Regions from separate parts of the Mus musculus genome. Here region 2 is linked to region 1. A link is a loop called in an ENCODE intact Hi-C map of the cell type or tissue named here. Cell type or tissue: left cerebral cortex. All regions are shown on one strand.

The links. Hi-C counts contacts between places; a loop is a spot of excess contacts. Peaks named below come from ENCODE experiments on the same cell type or tissue, not always from the same donor. Only the 100,000 strongest peaks of a DNase experiment are listed, where the experiment ranks them.
Region 2: a loop joins it to region 1, with 9 times the contacts of the local background. A loop is called at or near these places in 2 of 42 quality-filtered maps.

The regions. Positions count from the first base shown.
Region 1 is chr4:25,796,219-25,804,218 of GRCm38, forward strand. It overlaps Fut9 (fucosyltransferase 9), which reads right to left and starts at 3,785. Exons shown (of 3, transcript NM_010243.3): 1 at 3,371-3,785. In left cerebral cortex, a CTCF peak has its summit at 3,957; DNase peaks (open chromatin) are centred at 108, 1,426, 2,415, 2,973 and 3 more places; H3K4me3 peaks cover 4,539 bases; H3K27ac peaks cover 4,187 bases.
Region 2 is chr4:26,065,190-26,073,189 of GRCm38, forward strand. No RefSeq gene overlaps it. Among named protein-coding and RNA genes, the nearest start is that of Gm24965, 130 kb to the left of the region's middle. In left cerebral cortex, no CTCF peak of the experiment used is centred here; DNase peaks (open chromatin) are centred at 4,462 and 5,641; H3K27ac peaks cover 1,776 bases.

The sequences.
Region 1 (8,000 bases):
TAACAGAAGCAGAATGCCCTTCAAATTCTCCCATCCACACCTAACTTCAGTGTCATCCATTTGCAATAAAATGAATGGAAGTGGGTCTCCAGTAGCCACAAGCCCCAGCACAAAATTTAAATGTCTTTTGTCGGTTTGAGCTTTCCTTTTGTCATTTTGAATGAGTGATTCCCAGTACAGCCCAGGTTAACTTTGAAAGGATATCCTTCCAGTCTCAAGTCTCCCAAACACCAGAATTACAGGAATGAAACATGAGACTCCATTATGTAGAAGTCATAATCACACGTCCTCAAAACCTGTGAGACTGTGGTTGAGACAGGAAGCTAGCATAGAAATGATCACTCTTTGTTTTCTAAGAAGGCTTGTTGTTAAATATTACTGTATATACTGAAGCTAAAAAAAAAAAAAACCTACAAAAAAAAGCGCTTATATAATGACTTGCTATCCATTCCATTGGCTGCTTTTTCAGCTAAGAAAATGTTTGTGTTTTAATATACAGACTTTTGTGAATTAAATCATATGTAAATGTACATAAAATCGAGTAAGATGTTCACCAATGTAAATTCGCCAGCATGAGATATTTACCTCCATCAAACATTGTAAATTTAAGCATTAGTTTATACATTCCTTGTCCAAAGTCTTGGTTTTAAATTTGTTTAGAACTCAGTTCACTTAGACAGATTACATGAGTTTGCCTTTGCATCTCAGATTCTAGAAATAATCACTTCATAAAAAGGAGAAAATGTTGTGTTAGTTTTTTTTCCTAAAAAAAAAAAAGGAGGCTTCTGAAAAATCACATTGGGAAACAGCTACTACCTAAAACTTTAGGGATTGTGCTCAGTTATCGTCATCTGGGTAAGTTTCAAGCTGGTGGTCACAGGTTCTTTATTTTCACCCCATGTTCGTCATCTCCCTCAGCCTTTATCTCTTCACCTTACATTCTCAGTAAAACCATGCATGGACTAAAGGCAACTTGTTGATGAAATTCCTGTGTCATTTACACAACTGCTAATCCCCTTTGCCAAGGCAAATATTGACTTTACACCTGTCCTCTTGGTAGCAATGTAAAGAAGAGCATCACACACTCACCAATGCACCATTCCAATACTGGTGTTCCTGTCTCTTCATCTGTTATATTTGATGATTTTGCAGAGTCTTCCTAACTACAGGACCTTTAAATCCAGAAGGGTTTTGACTTCTGTATAAGAATCCATAACAAGAACCTCTGCTCTATTTTATGAGAAATTCATTTTCATGTTCATAGATGATTCTTAGGCAGTGTTAATATTTTGACATAAACTACAATGCTGTTAGAATGCTTTGATCTCAACTTCTGCTTACCACAAAAACAGAGCATTCAGCATTACTCCAAGCTCTGCTTCGTTCAACTGTGACGTATCTATTCAGTGAAGACTCATTATTGCTGGATATACTGTACATACCAATTACCCTATTGCTAAACAAAATACAAATATCTCCAGAGGGAAATTTAAAAGATTCTTTAATTCATCTTCTAAGTCGCCTATTGTCCACTCGGCATGCCATATGTGAATGTCTGCAGCAGTTGCAAACTTAAATACATAGTTTTGAGTATTTTTCTTAGTCCAACAGTAAGGTTAATTAGGCAAATTTCTGTATTTAGGAAACCAACAGTAGTACACCTGGCCCTCGTGAATTTTGGTGCAGCTGAACACATTTGCTGAAAACCACTGCTGGTCACTTTGCTCCTGCCCTGAGACAAGGACTACCAAGAAAGCAAAGTGAAATAAAATGCTTGACAATGGGAAAGGTGGGATTTTAAAGGTAATCATTGGTAAACAAACTCATCGTATATTTGATCAAATTTCCCTTTCTATTTTATATAGAGGGAGAATCGCCTGTCCAAGAAGAGGACTGAAAACATCATCCTCTCCACCAACTGCAAACAGGAGAATGGCAAGTCAAGTCTCATTCCCCCTAAATTGCTTACAGTAATATCAAAACACTTATTCACACAGTCCATTCTTAAATAGGGTATTCCCCTTCAAAGTTTCTTACATTTCTTTGAATACTCCCAATTTTCCTTAAACATTAACCCTATGTTCACGTCTGTGCAGTAAGATGCCGCCACACAATATTTTACAAGTTGTTTGAATGTAAATCATAAGTTGTATGGGATCTTGCTTTTCACTACAGCACAGAGGAATCTTGAATACAAATTTTAGTATTTAAATCACCTCCTTTCCTGTTCACAGGAACCCTCCACTCCCCGTCAGATTCACTCTTTGAACACAATGCTTATTTTTGTTCAAGCTAACCACAAATGATAAGCCTGATTCCAGCAGGAAGGTCTGCTGCATTCAGGAAACTCATTAGGATAGCTAGAGACTACACCTACACCGCCCCTGAAGCGCGTGGTGTGGAAGTTCTCTGTACAACCTTCCGCTCTTAGGTCAATAAACACAAAGGAAATAAGGGCTTTAACTTATTGAAATTTAAAATCATAACAACAATAATAAAGCGATTGTAAACGGTATGTCTGGTTCCACCTCTTTTTAAAAAAGCTGCCTATCCTTAAAAGTTGCCGCCGAGATTTGGTGGCGTAGCTTAGGGAGATTCACAGCTGGACTGTGTAAGGTGCTCTGCTCTAAACCTGAAAAAAAGGTAGATTCTGTGATAACAGGTAAAATAATATGGGCCCTTCCTTGTGCTCAGCGGACAAGCCCTCAGACAAGAAGGAATCTAAGCGATGTAAATAGTTGGGCACTTTGAAACAATGACAAAAAGTTTAGTCCCAAAAGATTTCCTGTTTTTGTCCTCTTTCCATGGTTGATTATCACCTTAATAGCCCAGGTGCAGAGACACAATAAACAGAACACACCGCGTGTCAGTGTGGGTTTGGAGGTGAGTGTCAGAAAAGCTTCAAGACAGCATCATGTGGAAGCAATGAGGTCAGCATTCACTAAGTCTCTGAGGAGGAACGGGATGGCAGGACCAATGACTCTGTGGTCAGGCTTTGAGGGAAGGTGGGTCAGAGGAGGACTTTGTGGAGAAACCTAGGTCCGAGCGCTAGGCAGAAGACAGAATTCACAAAAACCTGGGGACAACAAGGGCAGCAATGACTCTCTTTGAAGTGACACCAGGAGAAGGCTATCTGCCCGGGGAATGAGGGTAGCAGCGGGAGGGCAGGAGGGTGACAAGGGACTAAGATGTACAAGCAGCTATCTCTGGAAGAGAAAGGGTTCAAGTTCCAAGCTGGTTGAGTTAAAACCAAATGTCCCCGGGGACCTGTGCCAGGAGGGTACCCAGCAGGTGGTCGGGGTGCCTCATCTAACGATGTACGGTGGGCGCTCAGTCCTGTGCCTGACCCCCTAGAGTCTCTGGTACTCACCGATCCCAGCGAGGGAAAGCTCCATCCAGGGCGCGGGAGGGCAGCGCGGCGCGGGCGGGACGAGGGCTGGCGGTGGTGGCGGCGCTGTCCTAGTAGCGTAGCCGGAGTCCGGGGGTAGCCAAGAGGCGAGAGCGGCGGCGGGGTCTCAAGGCACCGGGTGAGGAAAGATCCAGGGCTCCAGAGCTGCAGCGCCCCGCGCGCTCTCTTCCCATCTCCCGGGCTGCCGAGGTTGCTGCTGCCCAGAGCAGCCAGGAGAGGGGGAGGGGAGCAGGCACGCGGCAGGGAGGGAGAGCAAAGAAAGCAGGGAGGGGGGAAGGGATGCGCGAGGGGAGATGGAGATGATCACCGAGAGTTGGGAAGAGAAGGGAGGAGCATAGCAGCCGGGTACAGGTTCCCACCAGAGGAGCTCCAAAATGAGCCTGTGGGTCTTGCCCCAATACCCTGCCGCTCCATGCTAACCCCCTTCGCGCCCTTTCCTTTGGCTCTTCCTCCGGTGACTGTGCCTGGGAGTACCCACGCTCGGCTGCGGATGCAGTTTCAGCAAGCCACCGCGTGTGTTGAGTCGGGAGGCTGCAGAGACACAGCATTGCTCTCCAGGCCTGTGGCACCTGTGCGCGCACACATAGCCACTGGTTCCATTGCTGCGTCTCCGATATGCAGACTCTTAGTCTGCCACCCTCCTCCACTCTCCTTTTAGGTCAAACTGTGGACTTGCAGCAACCGCTTCTGTCAGTTCCTTATTGCTGTCCCCCACCCCCACCCCCCAGGCGCTATTTGGCACGGACTGTCCAGCCAGAAGGCGACAGCAGGGAGCTCAATGCAGGCAACCTTCTCCAGTCCCTTGTATCTGCTGCCTGTGTTTGTTCTTCACTGGGGTTGACCAGCTAAAGTCCGGGGTCAGGTTGGGGGGTGATTAAAATTAAACTAAAATAGGAGGGGCAGATTGTCTGGAACCAAATTCTCAGTGATTTGGGAAGGTTGTAAATGTGAAGGGCAGTGTTGTGCTCAGAATTGACTCTTCTCTGTAAGCAACATTAAAATATAAATTCATAGGTAGATAGACACATAGAAAGATAGATGGATAGATAGATACATGGATGGATAGATAGAAAGACAGAAAGAAAGGTAGGAAGGAAAGAAGGAAGGAAGGAAGGAAGGAAGGAAGGAAGAAGGAAGAGAGAGAAAGAAAGGATAGATGGATGGATAGATAGATAGATAGATAGATAGAGCTCCACTTTGCAAAGTTTTTGTTTATTTTGTTGGACTACAAGTCAATCCTCGAAATTTACTTTTAGACTACGATTCAAATACATATAGAAAGTATATTTAGGGGCTCCTCTTACACTCAAGAATCAAGGAATAAATTCACACATTTAGTAAATATAACGACAATCAGAGTATCGCTGACTGATTTCTGTGAACCTTGATTTTGTTTCATAATCTTCGCATTCTGATTGGAAATAGGCAGCAGACAGGAAGCAAGTGGATGATGTGTGTAATGATACAGGTAGAAAAAGTAGTCTAGTTAAACTCTCTTCAAATGATACAGTAAGTATCCCTGTACTTCTTAGCAGAGCACTGGAGAAAGGAAGTTCTGGGGTGTGTGTGTGTGTGTGTGTGTGTGTGTGTGTGTGTGTGTGCATGTGTGTGTGTGTGTGCATGTGTGTGTGTGTGTGTGTGCATGTGTGTGTGTTGCATGTGTGTGTGTGCATGTGTGTGTGGGTGTGTGTGTGGGTGTGTGTGCATATGTGTGTGTGTGCATGTGTGTGTGAGTGCATGTGTGTGTGTGCATGTGTGTGTGGGTGTGTGCGTGTGTGTGTGTGCATGTGTGTGTGCATGTGTGTGTGTGCATGTGTGTGTGTGTGTGTGTGCGCGCGCGCGCGCGTGTGTGTGTGTGTGTGTGTGTATGTGCACCAAGCATGTGTCCATGGGCTCACACTGCTTTTCTGAATGTAGAAATCTTCATGTGCTAAAGGATCTTAGTCTCTAAAATAATTTAGACATTTTACTTTACATAATTATGCCTTATATAACAAATGTACTCATATTAAAATAAATGCTTTCTCAGTTATGAATGCAGTGTGAAAAACATTTTTACTGCAACAAGTCAGCCTTACATATTATTGAAAAACTTCTATCTCTTCCTGTATTGTTTTACTTGAAGAAAAATAAAAGTTAAATTTTAGTGATAAGTTACTATTTGACAGTGTCTCTAACTTGTTAGACTCTTTCATGTTCAGCATGCATGCCAATGAAAACATTTGGTTTCATGTCTTTTTGATGATCAGAATAAGAGGACCATCTATTCAGTAAGGGCCAATGGGCCAGACGCCTCAGCTTCTAGAGCACATGTTGCTGTGTCCAGCATGTACACACAGCAGTACACCAGGTAGACCCACCGATTATTAATCATTTAAAGAACATGGAAAGGTAATGATTGATGAAGCATAATATCCCACTCAGCACTCTTACTCAGAGATGAATCATGAAGTTTGCAAATGGCAGTAACTGTTTAATTAATTGTGGTTACTGAGAATTAATAAAGTACAAACTTCCAGACAAAGGGGAGAGGGAATCACATGGGCAGATTTACATTTTAAATGTAAATAAATAAAATAACAACAAAAAACAAATTTCCTCATATATGATTAGGATATCCCCGACTTTAATGTAGTGATTTATATAATTTTCATATAGTTGAGACTTTTGGGCTTTCATACAATATATTGTATTATTAACCCCTACCTCCTAAATCCTTCCATAATCTAACCCTATCCCCACCTCAATTTCATATCCTTTGATTGTGTTTTTTATAAGTGTAGTAGTTTAAGTGAGAGGAACCTCCTTAGGCTAATAAATTTTGTTGGGTTCCAGTGGTTGCAACTATTAGGGGAGAATTAAGGAATATGACCTTGTTAGATGAGGCATGTTAGTAAGGGTGGGCATGAGGTTTTAAAAAAATCTTCTACCATCTATAGTGTGCTCTCTGCCTCTTGCCTCTAGTTTGAGATGGTACTGGATTTGAAGACACAAAGTGGTCATGGAGAGCAGCTAAGGCCTGACACTGTAAAAGGCCAGCAACAGCCATTAGTGAAGGTACAGCCTCAATTGCAGTTGATGGCCCAGGACTGAAGGGGTCATGCAAAAAATTTGATGTTTGGTACCATGAGGAGAGCCTATAAGAGGTTTTTGGTGATGTCTAGTTGCAGGAAAAGACTCCAGCGTATTGGAGATGCCAGTACCATGGAATACCCACAGAGAACAGCGGCAGCAGTAGAATGGAGTGAACTAGAGTGCTACAGAGGGCAGAGCTGGAGAAGTCACTCAAGTCCCTTGGAGGAGTCCAGAAGATCATGTGTAGTTTCAATACATTGGAACAAGTAGTTGTAAAATTGAAGTTGCCTTGGAGACTGGAGATATTAGTGATGCCAGAGCTATGGGATACATGCTAATGAAAGCTGCTAACAGGGTGTGGAACCAGCCAAAGAGAATCAACTGTGTTGAAGTCAACAAAATGAAAGGAGTTGGATATCAGACATGGGCAGGCAGAGTCTGGAGGTTGCTCAGCTGGTTTTTAATCTTGATATGGTCCAGTATTTCCTTACTATAACCTTTTAGATTGGTAATGTGTACCCTGTGTCATGACATGTTGGAATTCTGACATCTGCTTTTTGCTTTTAATTTTATAGGGGATTACAGTTAAAAGATTGCAAGAATCTCAGAAGATATTTTGAACTAGGGATTCTTTACATCCTTAAGACTGTTGTGGACTATGGAAACTTTTGATGTTGGACTAAATGTAATTTTGCATTATACTATAGTTAAGAATGGCCCCATAATGTGTTTCTACAAACCTATGGGGGCCAGGAACTGGAATGTGGTTGTTTGAATAGACATGAAAAACTTATCAAAAATGCCAAGATCAAATGTAAATGTCACTTGAAAGGGGTGGGGTTGCTGAGAGTGGTCCCAATGTCATCTTCTCTAAGAATGTACAGACAGACCTGTACTTCAGAAAACTGAGAATTTCACTTGGGAAGGGGAAATTTATGTTCCTTGGCACAATGTACTTATGAACAAGAATTGGTCGATGACTACAAAAGAAAAAGCACAGGCCTCAGGGGAGTCTGCTAAAGCTAGATGACCACACTGGCTGCAGAAACCTGCATTGTTTCCTTCTCCACAGTCTCTGAGAGATGAGACCCCACCTGTAAATCTCTGACAGACACAGGATAGGGAATGATGAGACAGGAGCAGTGACTGCAAGTAGTAGCTGCTTACTGAGACTTGGGAAATCTGGAGATACAGATTCCTTTTCTCACTTTGATGAACAATATGTTAATTTAGTTGATGTTGAAGAGCTAAAAATAGACACAGTATCAATAGAAAAACAAGAAAATCCTTGAGAGGAGCTGAAATAAGTCAGTTGTTAAAAATGTTATACTATAAAAATGTTGCTATGGAGAAGTTGAAAAACTGTTTTAATATTCTGACATGAATCTTTATAAAGGTGTAGCAAAGGACTTGCCTCTAAGCATGAAAACCACAGACAGAAATGCAAGGTTTTAGAGAATGATGATAAGAAAAATAGTAAGTGGTGATATAGGGGGCAGGGTTCAGAAAAGAAGTG
Region 2 (8,000 bases), 270 kb after region 1:
GTCGAGAGGAATTTCTTTTCTAGTCCAGTCTATTTGGAGTTCTGTAGGCTTCTTGTATGTTCATGGGCATGTCATTCTTTAGGTTTGGGAAGTTTTCTTCTATAATTTTGTTGAAGATATTTGCTGGCCATTTAAGTTGAAAATCTTCATTCTCTTCAACTCCTATTATCCGTAGGTTTGGTCTTCTCATTGTGTCCTGGATTTCCTGGATATTTTGAGTTAGGATCTTTTTGTGTTTTTTATTTTCTTTGATTGTTGTGCCTATGTTCTCTTTGGAATCTTCTGCACCAGAGATTCTCTCTTCCATCTCTTGTATTCTGTTGCTGATGCTGGCATCTATGGTTCCAGATTTCTTTCCTCGGGTTTCTATCTCCTGCATTGCCTCACTTTGCATTTTCTTTATTGTGTCTACTTCTCTTTTTATGTCTTGGATGGTTTTATGCAATTCCATGACCTGTTTGGTCGCGTTTTCTTGCAATTCTTTAAGGAATTTTTGTGTTTCCTCTTTAAGGTCTTCTACCTGTTTAGCTTTGTTCTCCTGTATTTCTTTAAGTGAGCTATTAAAGTTCTTCTTGATGTCCTCTACCATCATCATGCGATATGCTTTTAAATCCGGGTCTTGCTTTTCGGGTGTGTTGGGGTGCCCAGGTCTAGGTGGGGTGGGAGTGCTGGGTTCTGATGATGGTGAGTGGTCTTGATTTCTGTTAGTAACATTCTTATGTTTGCAGTTCGCCATCTGGTAATCTCTGAAGCTAGTTTTTATACTTGTCTCTGGTTAGAGCTTGTTCCTCAGGTGACTCTCTTAGCCTCTATCAGCAGATCTGGGAGACTAGCTCTCTCCTTAGTTTCAGTGGTCAGAGTATTCTCTGCAGGCAAGCTCTCTTGTTGCAGGGAAGGTGCCCAGATATCTGGTGTTCGAACCTGCCTCCTGGCAGAAGTTGTGTTCCACTTACCAGAGGTCCTAAGATCCCGTGGAGGGTCCGGTGAGGACCTCGTGGGGTGTCTGGAAACTCCGTGTGCTAGGAACCCCGGTGCTGGAGTGGACCAGAAGGGACTTGTGCCCCTGATCAGGCCGGGTTATCTGCTTCCCTAGTTAATGCAGTCTCAGGTCCCACATGATTGGATTGGGGTAGAGGCTGTGTTCCACTCACCAGTGGTCTTAGGATCCTGTGGGTGATCCTGTGTGGGTCTTTGTGGGTGTCTGGAGACTCCTTGGGCAAGGCACCCCGGTGCTGGAGTGGACTGGAAGGGACTCTTTTTTTTAATTAGGTATTTTCTTCATTTACATTTCCAATGCTATCCCAAAAGTTCCCCATACCCTCCCCCACCCACTCCCCTACCCACCCACTCCCACTTCTTGGCCCTGGCATTCCCCTGTACTGAGGAATAGAAAGTTTGCAGGACCAATGGGCCTCTCTTTCCACTGACGGTCAACTAGGCCATCTTCTGATACATATGCAGCTAGAGATATGAGCTCTGGGGGTACTGGTTAGTTCATATTGTTGTTCCACCTATAGGGTTGCAGATCCCCTTAGCTCCATCCTTTTGCTTACAAAATTCATGTTGTCTTTGTTTTTTAATAACTTATTAGTATTCCATTATGTACATGTACCATATATTCTTTACTCATTATTTAGTTTAGTGACATGTAGATTGTTTCCAGTTTGTGGCTATTACAAATAAAGTTGCTGTGAACATAGTTGATCGAAAGTCCCTGTGGCAAAGTGGGGTATTTTTTAGGTTTATGCGCAGGAGTGGTAAACCTTGACCTAGAGATAGAACTATTCCCAATTTTCTGAGAAATCTTCAAGTTGATTTCTGAAGTGGTTGTACAAGTTTACAGACCCATCAGAAATGGAGGAGTGTTCCCCTGACTCAGATCCTTCTTAGCATGTGCTATTACCTGAGTTTTTGAACTTAGCCATTCTGGTGGGTGCTGATTAAAGACTTTGAACTTTTCTTTAAATATTTCCAAGCCATTCAAGATTCCACTGTTGAGAATATTCTGTTTAGCTCTGCACCACAAATTTTAATTGGGTTATTTGGGTTGTTGGTATTTACCTTCTTTATAAATTTTGGATATTAGTCACCTTTGTCTGATGCAGGGTTGGTAAAGATCCTTTCCCAATCTGCCGGCTGCCGTTTGGCCTGATGACAGTGTTCTTTGATTTATAGTAGCTTGTCAGCTTGATAAGGTCCAATTTGTCAATTATTTATCTTAGAAGCTGAGCCATTGGTGTTCTGTTTATGAAGGAGTCTTCTGCACCAATGAGTTAAAGGTTACTCCTCCATTTCTGTTCTATTAGGTTTTATGTTGAGGTCTTTGATCCACTTTCACTTGAGTTTTGCACAGGGTGATAGATAAGGATCTATTTTCATTCTTCTAAATGCAGACATCCAGTTAGACCAGCACCACGTGTTGAAGATACTTTGTTTTCCCCATTATATTGTTTTGGCTTCTTTATAAAAAAAATCCGGTGTCCATAGGTGTATAGATTTATTTCAGGATCTTTGATTTGATTCCATTGAACCACCTGTCTGTATATCAGTACCATGCATTTTTTATTATTATTACTCTGTGTTACAGTTTGAAGTTAGGGATGGTGATACCTTCCAAAATGTTCTTTTTGTTCAGGATTATTTTTAGCTATCCTGTTTTGATTGTTTCTTTCTCTCTCTCTTTCTTTCTTTCTTTCTTTCTTTCTTTCTTTCTTTCTTTCTTTCTTTCTTTCCTTCTTTCTTTCTTTCTTTCCATATAAAGTTGAGAATTGCTCTGTCGAGGTTTGCAAAGAATTGTGTTGGAATTTTGCTGGTAATTGTATTGAATATGTAAATTACTTTTGGTATGATGTCCATTTTCACTATGTTAATTCTAGTGATCCATGAGTATGGGAGGTCTTTCTATCTTCTGGCAACAAGCTTCCCTTCCTGGGTAATTATTAGCCCCAAAATGTATATCTATCCTGGTTCACATTGAATAAAATATATACCTTTACTTCCACTACAAAATAAAGCAATATGAGCAAGCAAGGATCATCTCAGAGAGATGCTTTATTAAGAATCATGGAGAGAAAGTCTTTGACTAAAGAGCTATGCCTAGCATTTGTGTAGAAGGCTTTCTCCCCTCTAGCTGTTCTGTTACTCTGGACCATCACTCCAAGTCAGACCAGATTCTACTTGTCTTAGGCTCTAACTCCTCTCTCTCCTGGGGTGCAGAAACCCAGAGGGAAAATTATACTTCAGACCCCTGGTTTCTGACTCCTTCTCCTGGAGGTATGCTGGAAGTATCCATGTACCCAGAGAGGAGACGGGAAACCATTGCAGACTCCCCATTTTCTACTTTTCTCTGCCTCCTCTTGGTGGCATGGCAGCAACACCTGTGTACTACCAGTGGAGAGGTAGGGCAAAGTACAGCATCATACTAAGTTTTTGAAGAAGTTCTAATATTCTGGCTCTTTAACATTCTCTGGCTAGTTTTGTATTCCTCAGTGTTCAGCTTGTTCTCTCTGAAACATCTCTCTGTGAAACTGTTCTGGTAAAGCTTCCACACACACCACACCACTGATTACTTGTTCATTGCTCTGAAGTAGACTCTCTTTCATGAGCTGCTCTCGGGTGAGTTGGATGTAGCCTATCTCTGACTCTCTCTGTCAAATCTTTCTCTGATTCATCATTTTGTCTTCCCCTCAGTCAGATGTTCACACATGGCTGCTTTCTTTGACAAACTAGCCTTACCTTCACTGATAGGTATTAAAGTGAATACTAAGGTTGTGTCTGTATTACAGAAAGATCATGTTGTAATCCAGTGTATTCTGCATTCCAGATGAATCATATAGATCTAGAAAGTCTTTGATCCCTTGCCAGAGCAGTCATTTTCTGGATTAAAATTTCTCTACAGGCTAGAAGAAAATGCTCTGTCTAGGCTATGAGTAGTAACTTAGAGGTGGAGGGTCCCAGATAGACTCTAAACACCCTCTGTGGTTTACTGATAAGGAAAGGCAATCTTTTATTTGTATGCCACTTCCAGATATTTTTATTGCCAAGACAACAGGAAAAGATGTTGGAAGATAAAGTTATTAAAAGCATATTAAATTCTGCTTGGTTTTTGTCACATTACAGCAGTTTTTGAGGTAAAAGAACTCACTTCTATAGTAATAGAATCTTGGCTTAACTATATCCCTGACTTTGTACAGCTTTTAGATTTTGTATAGACCCCACAGACTAATGGTACTGCTAGAATTCTGTATTGACATGTGACCCTAAGGCTGTGCTGATGAGCTGACAAGGAGGACTGCAGAATTATATATCTCCTCTCAAACTTAAGTTTCTTTTTTCTCAAGAAACCTCATAAAGTAAAGGCAAAGATAGAACTGTTAAGGATTACGCAATGCGAGTTACAGAGAATTGAGTTCACAGGCAGCTCTTCTGCATTTGGGAATGTGCACCTGCACAGACTGTGCAGCCCTGTGCAATCTCCTGAGACAGAGCCAGATGAGGTCTTTTTAAATCCACCAACACACATCATCCCCATGTGCATCCTCAATATCCAGCATCCACCCAGTTCTCATGAACACTATTCTAAATTTATTCCTTTCTTCTTTTTCAACTATTCAAGATATGAATTTCTCTATTTTCTTCACCAGGTCATTCCAATCAGCAAAGATTTTATTTCTCTTAGTAAAAATAAGCCAAAGCTTTCTCAGGCATGCCATTCAATCAAGCGTCTGTGCTATTTATGGCATTGTAAAACCCCTGGAGGAACACTTTGCTATGACTCGGCCTGTGTCCCTCTTTGAATTTTTTTTTTCATTTACACTCTGCAATCCTTGCTAAAATGAGTCACCCTGTAAGCCACACAAACATTGTTTTACTAATACAAGTGGTCATTTTAAATTTCAACCCTTACTCAATCTTACTTTATCTATTCCAGCATTTGATAGTATTTGATTATCAAAGTACTTCCTCCTTTAATCCTTCTCAATTTTCAATGGTGTGTGGATATGGTAAAGTTTGTGTGTTGGCTTAGCTAGACCAAACTATTATAATAATCTGTTAGTTGTATACCTATATGATAATATTGATGTGTTTAGAAATACTAGTATTTAAATCAGTAGACCAGAGCCTGCACAATGATTCAGAAGGCAAAAGCTCTTGCCATACAGGCTGACAACCTGACTTCAGTCTCTGAGACCTGTATGGTGGAAGGATAAAACAAACTTTTATGAGTTATCTTCTGAAGCACCCCCCCCACACACACACACACACAAGCACTCACAAATATAAACTTAGTAAGCTGAGTTTAGTTCTACCACATAGGAAAGTCTCATCGTGATTGAGTTTTAGGAAAAACTTCAAGCTCTCCTAAAGAAGAGATACTGCCTTCAGACTAAAATTACTCTGGGTCACAGCATCCAATCAACCCATTTCCCCTGGATCTACCCTCCTTTCCAATTTGTCAACTTCTACAAATTGTGAGACAATTTCCTAAGCTGCCACCTCTGCTCACCCTTTCTCCCTCTCATGCTTTCTCTCCTATTCCATCTTCTTTCTACTTTTGTAGCATACCCTGAATCATATGGCTTCCAAGAGAAGCCACTCTTGGCACTCTCAGTACTCCAGCTAAGTCTTTCCTGCTATTTTTTCTCATTTTGCCCAGCTTTTAAACTCTGGAGGACTGCAGACTTTGTCCTTGGCATTTATCTCATTGCTATTTTCAGTCATTCTTTGATGATCTCATCTTAGCATATTCCTAAGTATCATCTAAATGTTGGCAAGTCATAGCTTTTATTCCTACAGCAGAAGTTTCCCTTTTAAAGCTTTAGAATCAGATAGTTGAGCACTTATTTTGCATCTCCTACCTTGATTTAAAATGAGTATGGTAGGTAGTGGAATCTATCTTAGGCTAACTAGTAACTGCATATGTAAAATGTATAGCCGCTTTGTTTGATACACAGTAATACTGAAATATGCTTTAGAATGAGCTACTGAACCTCTTTTTTGCTGTTATTTGTTACTTTTATTTTTTTATAATCCAGTTGTTGCACCCCTTCTGTACTGGCTAGTTTTGTATCAACTTGACACAGCTGGAGTTATCACAGAAAAAGGAGTGTCAGTTGAGGAAATGCCTCCATGAGATCCAGCTGTAAGGCATTTTCTCAATTAGTGATCAAGGGGGAAAGGCCCCTTGTGGGTGGGACCATCTCTGGGCTGGTAATCTTGGGTTCTATAAGAGAGCTGGCTGAGCAAGCCAGGGGAAGCAAGCCAGTAAGGAACATCCCTCCATTGTCTCTGCATCAGCTCCTGCTTCCTGACCTGCTTGAGTTCCAGTCCCAACTTTCTCGCTGATGAAAAGCAGTATGGAAATGTAAGCCGAATAAACCCTTTCCTCCCCAACTTGCTTCTTGGTCATGATGTTTGCGCAGGAATAGAAACCCTGACTAAGACACCTTCCTATCTGCTCTCCCCCAGTGCCTCATCCCTTTCCTCCTCCCCACTGTCTCCAAGAGGATGTCCCTCTGCCCCCCAGGTTCCCCACCCCCTGGGGCCTCAAGTCTTCTCCCACTGAGGCCAAAACAGGCAGTCTTCTGCTGAATATATGTTGGGGGCCTTAGACTAGCTACTGTATGCTGCCTGGTTGGTGGCTCAGATCTCATGTTCGTATATCTGCTGTTGCTTTGTTGTTTATCTCATGGGTAGGCATTCATGCAGCGAGAACTTACGAGTGTAGAGAACATCAATTAATGAAAGAAAGCTGCCATGAATTTCAGAAAGATCAAGGAGTTACCAGGGGGTTTAGGGGGAGAAAAGGGGAAGATGGAAGTAATATAATTATATTAACATCTATAAAAAGGAAATAATAAAATAATAATGTGACAGTGGTTTATAGCCAAAACTGTCCCTGGTTCCTTCTTAGTTAATTTTGGTGTACACGTGTCCTGTTGTGAATTCAGAACATGCTATTTTTTATGCTTTAAAATTCATCCCTAACTCATAGAAAGCACTGTAGCCTGAATAAGACCCAGGGTCATGTGTAACACAGATAAATCTTCTAGTTTTTTTTCTCTTTCATATTCTGAAAGGTTGTTATACTTCAAAGAGATTAATCAAACTATGATCTTATGCGCTTTGAATCCTCTACTCTTTCAAAGAGTAATACTACTTGTCTGGTTCATTCATTCCTGTCATGCTGATATTTAATGCTAAGTTTTAGTGTACCTCCTTTTGGCATTTTGATGTGAGAGGTAAGTAGCCAGATATAATTAGATGAAATCACGGATTGGATGTTGATAAATACATGTTGGGCCTAGGTGACTAAAGCTCCTGTGCACATGGCTCGTGGCAGTCACACTAGATTATCTAATGCATTGAAAGGATGCATCAACCCATCCAATGCCCCCCAAAAGCCCATCTCCTAAATAAGATCCTAATCGAAACTCCAACTCTAACTAAGAACTTATCTTCATGCTTATCTACTGTTTGCATCCTCAGAGTGCCACATATTAATAAAAATCTAAGTTTATTCTCATATCTTTTTTTAATATTTTTAAAAGAATATTTGCAATATTCAACTTGGTAATAGCTCTAAAATTATAAGCTTTCTCAAAATCAATTGCATACTTATCCTCCTTTGGTTAGTTTTATTTGTTCTTTGGCATAGCTTATGAATTAAAACACAGTATATTTTATTATATTTTATTAAGTGCTTCTCAGCCATTCCAGATTCCTCTGCTGCAAATTCTCTATCTAGTTGTTTATGTTGTTGGTTTTTTGGTGGCTAGCGTCTTGAACTCTCAAAACCATTATTCACCACAATAAATTAGGCTTCAGCCCAGGGCTGCATGGTTAGTTCAATGTATGAAAATTTATTAACATAATATACCGTGTAAACAAACTCAAAGAAAAAAATTCATGAACATCTACTTAGATGCTGAAAAAGCATTTTACAAAATACAACACCCCTTCATATTAAAGGTATTGAAGAGATTAGGAATTCAAGTCCC